Regions from separate parts of the Homo sapiens genome. Here region 1 is linked to region 2. Evidence: read pairs that join two places in POLR2A ChIA-PET (ENCODE). Cell type or tissue: PC-9. All regions are shown on one strand. Each heading gives the region's core, and the rest is flanking DNA. Links, peaks and the distances in the headings are about the cores only.

What was found. ChIA-PET counts read pairs that join two places held together with the same protein. Peaks named below come from ENCODE experiments on the same cell type or tissue, not always from the same donor. Only the 100,000 strongest peaks of a DNase experiment are listed, where the experiment ranks them.
Region 1: POLR2A ChIA-PET joins it to region 2 with 5 read pairs; 33 of 35 experiments call an interaction of 5 or more read pairs at or near these places.

What each region holds. Positions count from the first base shown.
Region 1 is chr7:43,632,743-43,637,138 of GRCh38, forward strand. It overlaps a transcript of COA1 not described here. Among named protein-coding and RNA genes, the nearest start is that of STK17A, 52 kb to the left of the region's middle. RefSeq lists a silencer at 3,428-3,722. In PC-9, for the core only: no CTCF peak of the experiment used is centred there; no DNase peak of the experiment used is centred there; H3K27ac peaks cover 105 bases.
Region 2 is chr7:43,570,782-43,575,177 of GRCh38, forward strand. No RefSeq gene overlaps it. Among named protein-coding and RNA genes, the nearest start is that of STK17A, 10 kb to the right of the region's middle. RefSeq lists a silencer at 1,769-1,848. In PC-9, for the core only: no CTCF peak of the experiment used is centred there; a DNase peak (open chromatin) is centred at 1,900; H3K27ac peaks cover 2,019 bases.

The DNA of each region.
Region 1 (4,396 bases), core at 262-4,261, 62 kb after region 2:
TTCACCATGTTGCCCAGGCTGGTCTTGAACTCCTGGCATCAAGCAATCCACCCGCCCCAGCCTCCCAAAGTGCTGGGATTACCGGTGTGAGCCACTGCACCCAGCCATATTTTGAAAGAAATCTATTTTTTCTGAGCACTAGGTCTCAACAGTGGGCTTACTCAGTAGACCAGGCTGTAAACAGACCCAACGTCATCCAGGCTTTGTTGTTGCGTTTATACAGCATATCTTAAGGGCCCTGGGATTTTCAGAATAGTCAATGAGCATTGGCTTTAACTGAAAGTCACAGCTGCACTAGCCCCTGACAAGAGTCAGCTTGTCCTTTGAAGCCAGGCATTGAGTTTTTCTAACTATGAAAGTCCTAGATGGCATCTTTTTCCAATAAAATGCTGTTTTATCTACATTTAAAATCTGTTGTTTAGTGTAGCCACTTTCATCGATGGTCCAAGCTAGATCTTCTGTGTAACTTCTACAGCTTCTCCATCAGCACTTGCTGCGTCACGTTGTACTTTTATGGAGATGGCTTCTTTACTTACATCTCATGAACACTGCTAGCTTCAAATTTTCTCCTGCAGCTTCCTCACCTCTCACATTTAGTGAGAGGCCACTGTGGGGTTATTAATTGGCCCAATTTCAATACTGTTGTGTCTCAGGGAATAGGGAGGCCTGAAAAGTGGGAGAAAGACGAGGGAATGGCCAATTAGTGGAGCAGTCAGAACACACACATTTATCAATTAAGTTCACCATCTTATGTGGGTGAGGTTCATCGTGCCCAAAACAATTACAATAGTAACATCAAAGATCACTGATCACAGCTCTCCATAATAGAGTAATTTAAAAGTCTGAAGTATTGTGAGAATTACCAAATGTGACACAGACACAAAGTGAGCACAAGCTGTTGAAAAAGTGGCACCAAAAGACTTGCTCGACAGTCGCCACAAACCCACAATTTGTAAAAAACACAGCATCTGCAAAGTGTAATAAAGTAAAACACAATGAAACTAGGTATATACGCCTATAAAAGGTTCATTTGTTTTTGACAAATTTGTAAACTCTCAGCCATTTTTTTTTTCAAATACTTTTTCAGCCCCACCCTCCCTCTCCTCTTTCTTAGAGCCATGATTCAAATGTTAGGTCTTTAGCTAGAGGCCCACAGGTACCAATTGCAGTCTGTTTTCTCCGCTCAGATTTTTATTTCATCTTTAAATTCAGTGATTGTTTTCTCGTTACTCCTCATTCTGCTGTTTAACCCATCCAGTGAGATTTTTGTTTCATTTACTCTTCTCAATTCTAAAATTTCCATTTGATTCTGCCATCTTCTAAGACTTCCTATTTTTTTCATTTATTCCAAGCATGTTCATGATTGCTCACTGAATCTTTTTTTTAAATGATGGCTGCTTCAAAATCCTTGTCAGATAATTCTAAAATCTGTGTTATCTTGGTGTTGGTGTCTGTTAACTCTCTGTTCTCATTCAGGTTGACATTTGCCTGGTTCTTGGCATAAGAGCATGGCTTTCTGTTCTATTCTGCCCATTTGGGTTTGAGACGCTGGACCTTGTTTGAATCATGTTTTCGTAGGTCTACTCTGACACCACCCAAGTGGGTGACGGGGGCATGTGGTGGGGTTGATGGTTCAGGCTCACTACTGAGCCCCTTTGAATACAGGCAGGGGGAGGGGTGGCTAAGTGCAGCTTCCCGCTAGAACACGTGGGTCCCACTGATACCATGGGAGTGGGGGCAGTTGTTCCTCCTGGGTCAGGGTAAAAGTCTAAGCTCCCAACATGGCCTCCACTGACACTATGGGGGTGGGCCTCATTACCATCCTGCAGGGATAGATGTCCCAAGCTCTCTGCTGGGCTAGCTCTGACACTGCTCCAGCAGGGGATGGGGAGGCCTCATTACAACAGGCAAAGAAGGTCTAGGCTCCCCACTTGGCTTTTGCTGATGAGGCTGTGGGATTGGGGCCATGGGTTTTTCCATGGTGTTTGCATAGAGTAGGGCAGTTACTTCTTAGAGTTCTCCATCTTTCTAAGTTGCCCTGTCCTGATCCTTTGGCTAGAGACACCAGGCTTTGCTTAGCCGTTGGCTCCTATTGGTGTTTCTGGGGTACTGGTTTCTCCAGTGCCTCATATTTGCCCAATATTAGGCAAAAGAAAACCCAGGGAAATCGATGCTGTGTTATTCCTTGGGTACTGAAGTTCCTAGCCATTTGGTCTTCTCATCTTTCACAGTAGTCTGATGTTTGTTTTATGGAAGTCCAGGCTGCACTTAGTGGAGGAATAGCGAGAAGTGTGTCTACTCTTTCTTGTTTCTTCTACTTTGTTTTGAATAGTGAATTTTCTAACAATGTGGTCCTAGAAAGTAGCTTAATTTATAAAATATATGCTTATAAATATAACTTTTATATAATTTTATAAATATTGACTCAGTCAAACCACCAAGGACATGTTCTGCAATCAATGGTTTGTGTGTCTCTCCAATTGAATATTAAGTCCTAGATCTAAGCCATGTCTTAGGTTAAAATAATTCCAGGATTTCCCGATATTGAACCACCTTTGCATTCCTGGAATAAACCTCTATTAGTCACTGTTAACAGCAGGGTGCACTAGGTTAAGCTGGGGTAACAAATAGCCCCCCATCTTAGGGGCTTGTAAGGGTTTATGTCTCCCTTATGCTCCGTGTCCCACTGTGGGTCAGCTGTCCGAGCCCCCAAGCCCTTGAAGTAGCCACCATCTGGAACATTACCAATCTTAGGGACGAAGGCAAAGTGGACAGCATGAACCAAGGGCTGGCACTTAAAACTTTTACTCAGAAGTCCTGCATGCCACTTCCACTCACAAGCCACACAGTCACACCTAAGTTCAACGAGGCAGGGATGTATAATCCTCCCACAGGAAAGAGCACTGAGAGGGAGAAGCACCAACCTATTTCGTGAAAAATAATACAATATACCACTACATATCACTGGACTCAGTTCACTAATATTTTATTTTGAATATTTGCATCAACCTTCATAAGGGAGACAGGTCTATAGTTTCTCGTTTCATAAAAATAATTTGGAAGTGAAAAATTACTTTGTCATTAAGACTGCAAGGTGACTGATGTGGTAGCTCAAGTTAAAAGATAAGTGTTAAAAGATAAGTGTTACATGTTTTAGGTGTATAGTAGGGGGTCTAATTTCTGCCTTGGCGGCTTATTATTTAATAATAAAAGGTTTTTAACATACCTCATGTGATCTGATAAGTCAATTAAAAAGTTTCCTTAAAAAAATTCCTTTTGGAAATTTCCTCTAAGGGAAAAAAAACTTGCAAGATAATTTAGGAATGAAAAGTACTCTCTCCTGCAAAGTCAGATTTCACTTCGGCACCCAACCCGTGTCTTAGAGGCATGTTTTTAGTATTTTCATTTCCTACTTTTCTGCCCTGGATTATAACATGGGCGCAGTTTTTCTGTACACATTCCTGACAGTGCTTTCAACTCAGGAACTCTGCCAAAAAACATGCCTGAACCAGGAGCGCATTACTAAGGAGGTGAGAATCTTCTAGTGGGTGGAGACTGGAGGTTTTCCTATCAATCACCCTCCCACCTCTTTCTGGACCGCCCCCATCATTGAGCCTCCTGTGTAAAACAGCATCTTTTGCCCAAGCATCCCAATGAGCAGTATAAACATTGTCTCACCTGTAAGGCAAGTGATTGGTAAATATTTATTCATATTTTTCAGATGGACAAACTGAAAACGCCAGAGAGTCAAGTGGCCTAAAGCCACTTCCAAAGCTGCTTGCTTTGGGAAAACCCTTCAGAACTGCCGCTTCTTGAGCATTTCCCTGGCCTTGCTGGTGGCCAGAGGACAGAAGGAACTATTGTTAAGTTCTGGCTGTTTTGTGTATATGTAATTTTAGTGTCACTGTTCCTGTATACAAATTTTACCAAAACTCAGCAATAAAACCTTATCAGGTATTATCATGTCCTTGGGTTGGTGAATAGGGAATGTTTGCAGGCAAGTGGAGGCTAATTCTAGGAAAATTGAACAAAGACAGTAAAATCTGTGACTTACTTGAAAGTCATACAGGTCTTGTCAGTACACATTCAGCACAATCTCTGAAACCTTCATTAACAGTAGAATCATGTGCTTACCCCCAAATCTTTGATGGCCACAAATTGTATGCAAAATGTCAACAGTGGCATTCACACACTGTGGCCAACCTACCTTTCCAGGCCTCTCTTTTACTTTACCTGCGCTCATCTACACGCTGTCCAAACTGGGCTTCTGATTTCTGGAGCACAGCTCCCATCTGCCCGCTCTGGGGCCTTTCTTCATGTTGTGCTTTCCACTTGCATGTTGTGCTCTCCATCATGTCTGCTTATCAAAATCTTGGACTTCAAGGCCCACAGGGAC
Region 2 (4,396 bases), core at 261-4,260:
GAGCGTTGACACTCTCTGGAGGAAGAGTGGCTTGGTCAAAGGCGACAGCAAATGCAAATGCCTTTGAAACTGAAGCATTTCTGGTCAAGCCTGCGGTGGCTTGTAGTTTTCATAGTTTTTCAGAAGAGCAAGCAGTAAAGGTAGAAGGCAATACTTCCTCAGTTCCACTGAGCTTCACTTAGATGAATACTTACCAGATTCTCCAGTTGGTCTGTGCTCACCTACCTGCTGTCCAGATGTAGGAGTCCAGGTGTCCAAATGAACAGAGGGTTGAACCAAAACACACACACACACACACACACACACACACAGACACACAGTTCCTTAGCAAAAGCTAGGTCTAATTTACTCACTGAAGGACAAATAATTCTGGAAACTATGACAAACATCACAGAACAAGAAAAAGAAACAGCACCCTGAAGACTCAAAGGAAGAGTTCATCCCTGAAGATGACTCACTACTGGCAACAATTGAAATTATTAAAAAATTTCTAATTGGGCCAGGTGCAGCGGCTCATGCCTGTGGTCCTAGCACTTTGGGAGGCCAAGGCAAGAGGACTGCTTGAGGCCAGGAGTTCAAGACCAGCCTGGGCAACATAGCAAGACCATATCTCTCCTAAAAAAAAAAAATAATAATTAATTAGCCAGATGCAGTGGTACACATCTATAGTCCCAGCTACTCAGGAGACTGAGGTGGGAGGATCCCTTGAGCCTGGGAGTTCAAAGCTGCAGTGAGCTATGATCATGCCACTGCACTCCAGCCTGGGCAACAGAGCAAGACTCTGGCTCAAAAAAAATATGTATTTTCTAATTGGCATTCTGAATAGCTAGCCAGAAGACATGACCCCTGAGAAATAGAAGCAAAATACATAAAAAGACAGCTGAATTGACTGAAAAATAAACCAAAACAAAAAAACAAGCAAACAATAGCAGACTTCCAATTAAGATGGAGCACTAAGCTGACTTGAAAACAACCACCACCCTCATGCTCGAAATGTAAAAAGATGGTGGCCCACGCCTGTAATCCCTGCACTTTGGGATCCTGAGGCGGGCTGATCATGAGGTCAGGAGTTCCAGATCAGTCTGGCCAGCATAGTGAAACCCCGACTCTACTAAAAATACAAAAAATTAGCCAGGTGTGGTGGTATGTGCCTGTAATCCAAGCTACTTAATTACTGAAGCAGGAGAATCACATGAACCCAGTAGGTGGAGGTTGCAGTGAGCCAAGATTGCGCCATTGCACTCCAGCCTGGGCGACAGTGCGAGACTCTGTCTCAAAAAAAGAAAAAAAAAAAAAAAAGCCGGGCGTGGTGGCTCACGCCTGTAATCCCAGCACTTTGGGAGGCCAAGGCGGGCGGATTGCCTGAGGTCAGGAGTTCGAGACCAGCCTGGCCAACATGGCGAAACCCCGTCTCTACTAAAAATGCAAAAATTAGCCAGGCATGGTGGTGTGTGCCTGTAATCCCAGCTACCCAGGAGACTGAGGCAGGAGAATCACTGGAACCCAGGAGGCAGAGGCTGCAGCGAGCTGAGATTGTGCCACTGCACTGCAGCCTGGGTGACAGCAAGACTCCATCTCAAAAAAAAAAAAAAAATATATATATATATTGTTTTTAATGTAATATACAGTGAAGCTAAGAAGCTAGCAATAAAAAGAAACCTACAGCTACAGTGGTTAGTAAGAATTGGTTAAACACTTTAAGGACATGGGTTTTCTTCTGGGTCAGGACTTGAGCCCTCAGTCTTCTTATAGAGCAAGGAACTGAAAATGAACTCTTGGCATTGAACCTGAAATTGGGAAAGTGCTGACTTCTTCATGACTGGGTTGTAAAAACCTCCTCTGCTGGCACAGAGCAGGCAATAAGTTGTTTGATGGAGGAAGTGGTGTGAACCACAGATCCTGAATCCTGACTCATGGCTCATGACAGTGCAGAACACAAATTCACGTCATCCAAATGCTTCAGAACCCCCAAGCTCCATTGAGAAATTAAGCCAGAAATTTGTCTCCCAATCAACAAGCTCTGTAGTCAGGGCAGAGGCCATTTAGAAACCACATCATAGAGATTCTTTCCCAACTCAGACCCTATTTGAAACATTTAAAAATACAAAGTTACAGTTAAAATAGGAGCTCATCATCAAAAAAGTATAAAATATATAAGGAACTCCATTACTAGGAAAGAAAATCCACAGATGGAATGAGCCAATGGAACTTGAAATAGTACTGCATTCTAAAAAAGCCACAACATAACTACTTTTAAATGTCCAAGTCGATGAAGAAAGATTCAAATATATGAATCAGGGATGAAAGATTATAAACCATGAAAAGGCAGGTTTGAGAAGAACAGTTTCTTTTTACTTTTTTTTTTTTTTTGAGACAGAGTCTTACTCTGTCGCCCAAGCTGGAGTGCAGTGGTGTGATCTCCACTCACTGCAACCTCCGCCTCCTGGGTTAGAGCAATTCTCCTGCCTCAGCCTCCCGAGTAGCTGGGATTACAGACGCCCACCACCACGCCCAGCTAATTATTTTGTAGTTGTAGTAGAGACAGGATTTCACCATGTTGACCAGGCCGGTCTCGAACTCCTGAGCTCAAGCCATCTGCCCACCTCAGCCTCCCAAAGTGTTGGGATTACAAGCATGAGCTACCATGCTCGGCCTACTTTTTTGTTTGTTTGTTTGCTAAAACAAGTCCCTTGAAGCCTGTAAGTATTTAACACGAATGAGAATGTTGGCAGCTTACAGCACTTGAAAGACCTAGCTTCTAAAAATAAGTGAATCTATCTTTTTCATATATATATATATTTACAAAGTATACTTTTATTATAATTGTATGTTTAAAAATATTGCCCAGTTGATTTTTTTTAGATTAAACTTCTGTCAGATTGACCTAAGAAAACTGATTTTCTACCCTAAAAATCTTTTTCAAAAGGTTGATATGTAAGTGCCAGGCACGGTGGCTCACGCCTGTAATCCCAGAACTTTGGGAGGCCAAGGAAGGCGGATCACCTGAGGTGGGGAGTTCGAGACCAGCCTGACCAACATGGGGAAGCCCCATCTCTACTAAAAATACAAAATTAGCTGGGCATGGTGGTGCATGCTTGTAATCCCAGCTACTTGGGAGGCTGAGGAAGGAGCATAGCTTGAACCCAGGAGGCGGAGGTTGCAGTGAGCTGAGATCACACTATTGCACTCCAGCCTGGGCAACAAAAGAGAAACTCCATCTCAAAAAAAAAAAAGTATTGCATAATAACCTATCAGGTAAATATATCAAAATTCATTTAACCATTATCTTACTCGGATAGTAAGAGCATTGCATACTCAATTCAACCACATCTATTCATCAATATTTACAAAGTGTCACTTATACACACTGAGGATATAGAATAAATGGTCCCTTCTGATCTAACTAGGAAGAAAGAAAGTATACACTTATAATGCAATTTGATAAAGATAAACTCAGGTTGATATTAAAACAGGTGGGCCAGGTAAGAATATCTGATAAAATCAGGTATAGCGCTCTATACAGAAAAACACAGATCAGAACAACACAAGGAAACAAAAAGCACTTGGGTTTTTATCTTTCCAGTCTTTCTCCCCATTATCACTAACAATGGGCATTGAATTACCCTAAAAATCTTTGCCAATTTTATTGGCAAAAATGAAACCCCATTTATATTTCTCCAGGAAATATAAATTAAATTTGAACATTTCACTATAAAAAAATCTTTTATTTTCTTTGACCTCTTTCTAATATAGTGTTGGCACACCTCTTATTATATGTTCTTCATTTAGGGTATGATTTTTATCTATAATGCTTTTTGCTAATGTATTTCCAGCTTGTTTGCCTTCTAACTTTGCATATAACATTTTTTGATATGCAATGATTTTTGAATTATTAGGTAGTCAAATATTTTTCTTGGAGTTTTTTTCCACTGCTTTATTTCTTAGAAGTTACTTTTTCTTTCAGAAATCAGCTAATTGTCAAGGCCAGGCAAAGTGACTAATGCCTGTAATTCCAGCACTTTGGGAGGCCAAGGAGGATGGATCATTTGAGGCCAGGAGTTCAAGACCAACCTAGCCAACATGGCAAAAACCTGTCTCTACTAAAAATACAAAAATTAGCCAAGCATGGTGGCACATGCCTGTAATCCCAGCTACTCGGGAGGCCGAGGCAAGAGAATCGCTTCAATCCAGGAGGCAGAGGTTGCAGTGAGCCGAGCTGGCACCACTCCACTCCAGTCTGGGCAACAGTGAGACCCCGTGTCAAAAAAACAACAAAAAAAGAAAAAGTCAGCTAATTGTTATGTGTCATTTCTTTCTAGATTTTGTAGTTTTTGTTTGTTTGTTTTACATTTAATGATTTAGAAGATTTGGGGCTTATTGTGGTTTCTTAAATATT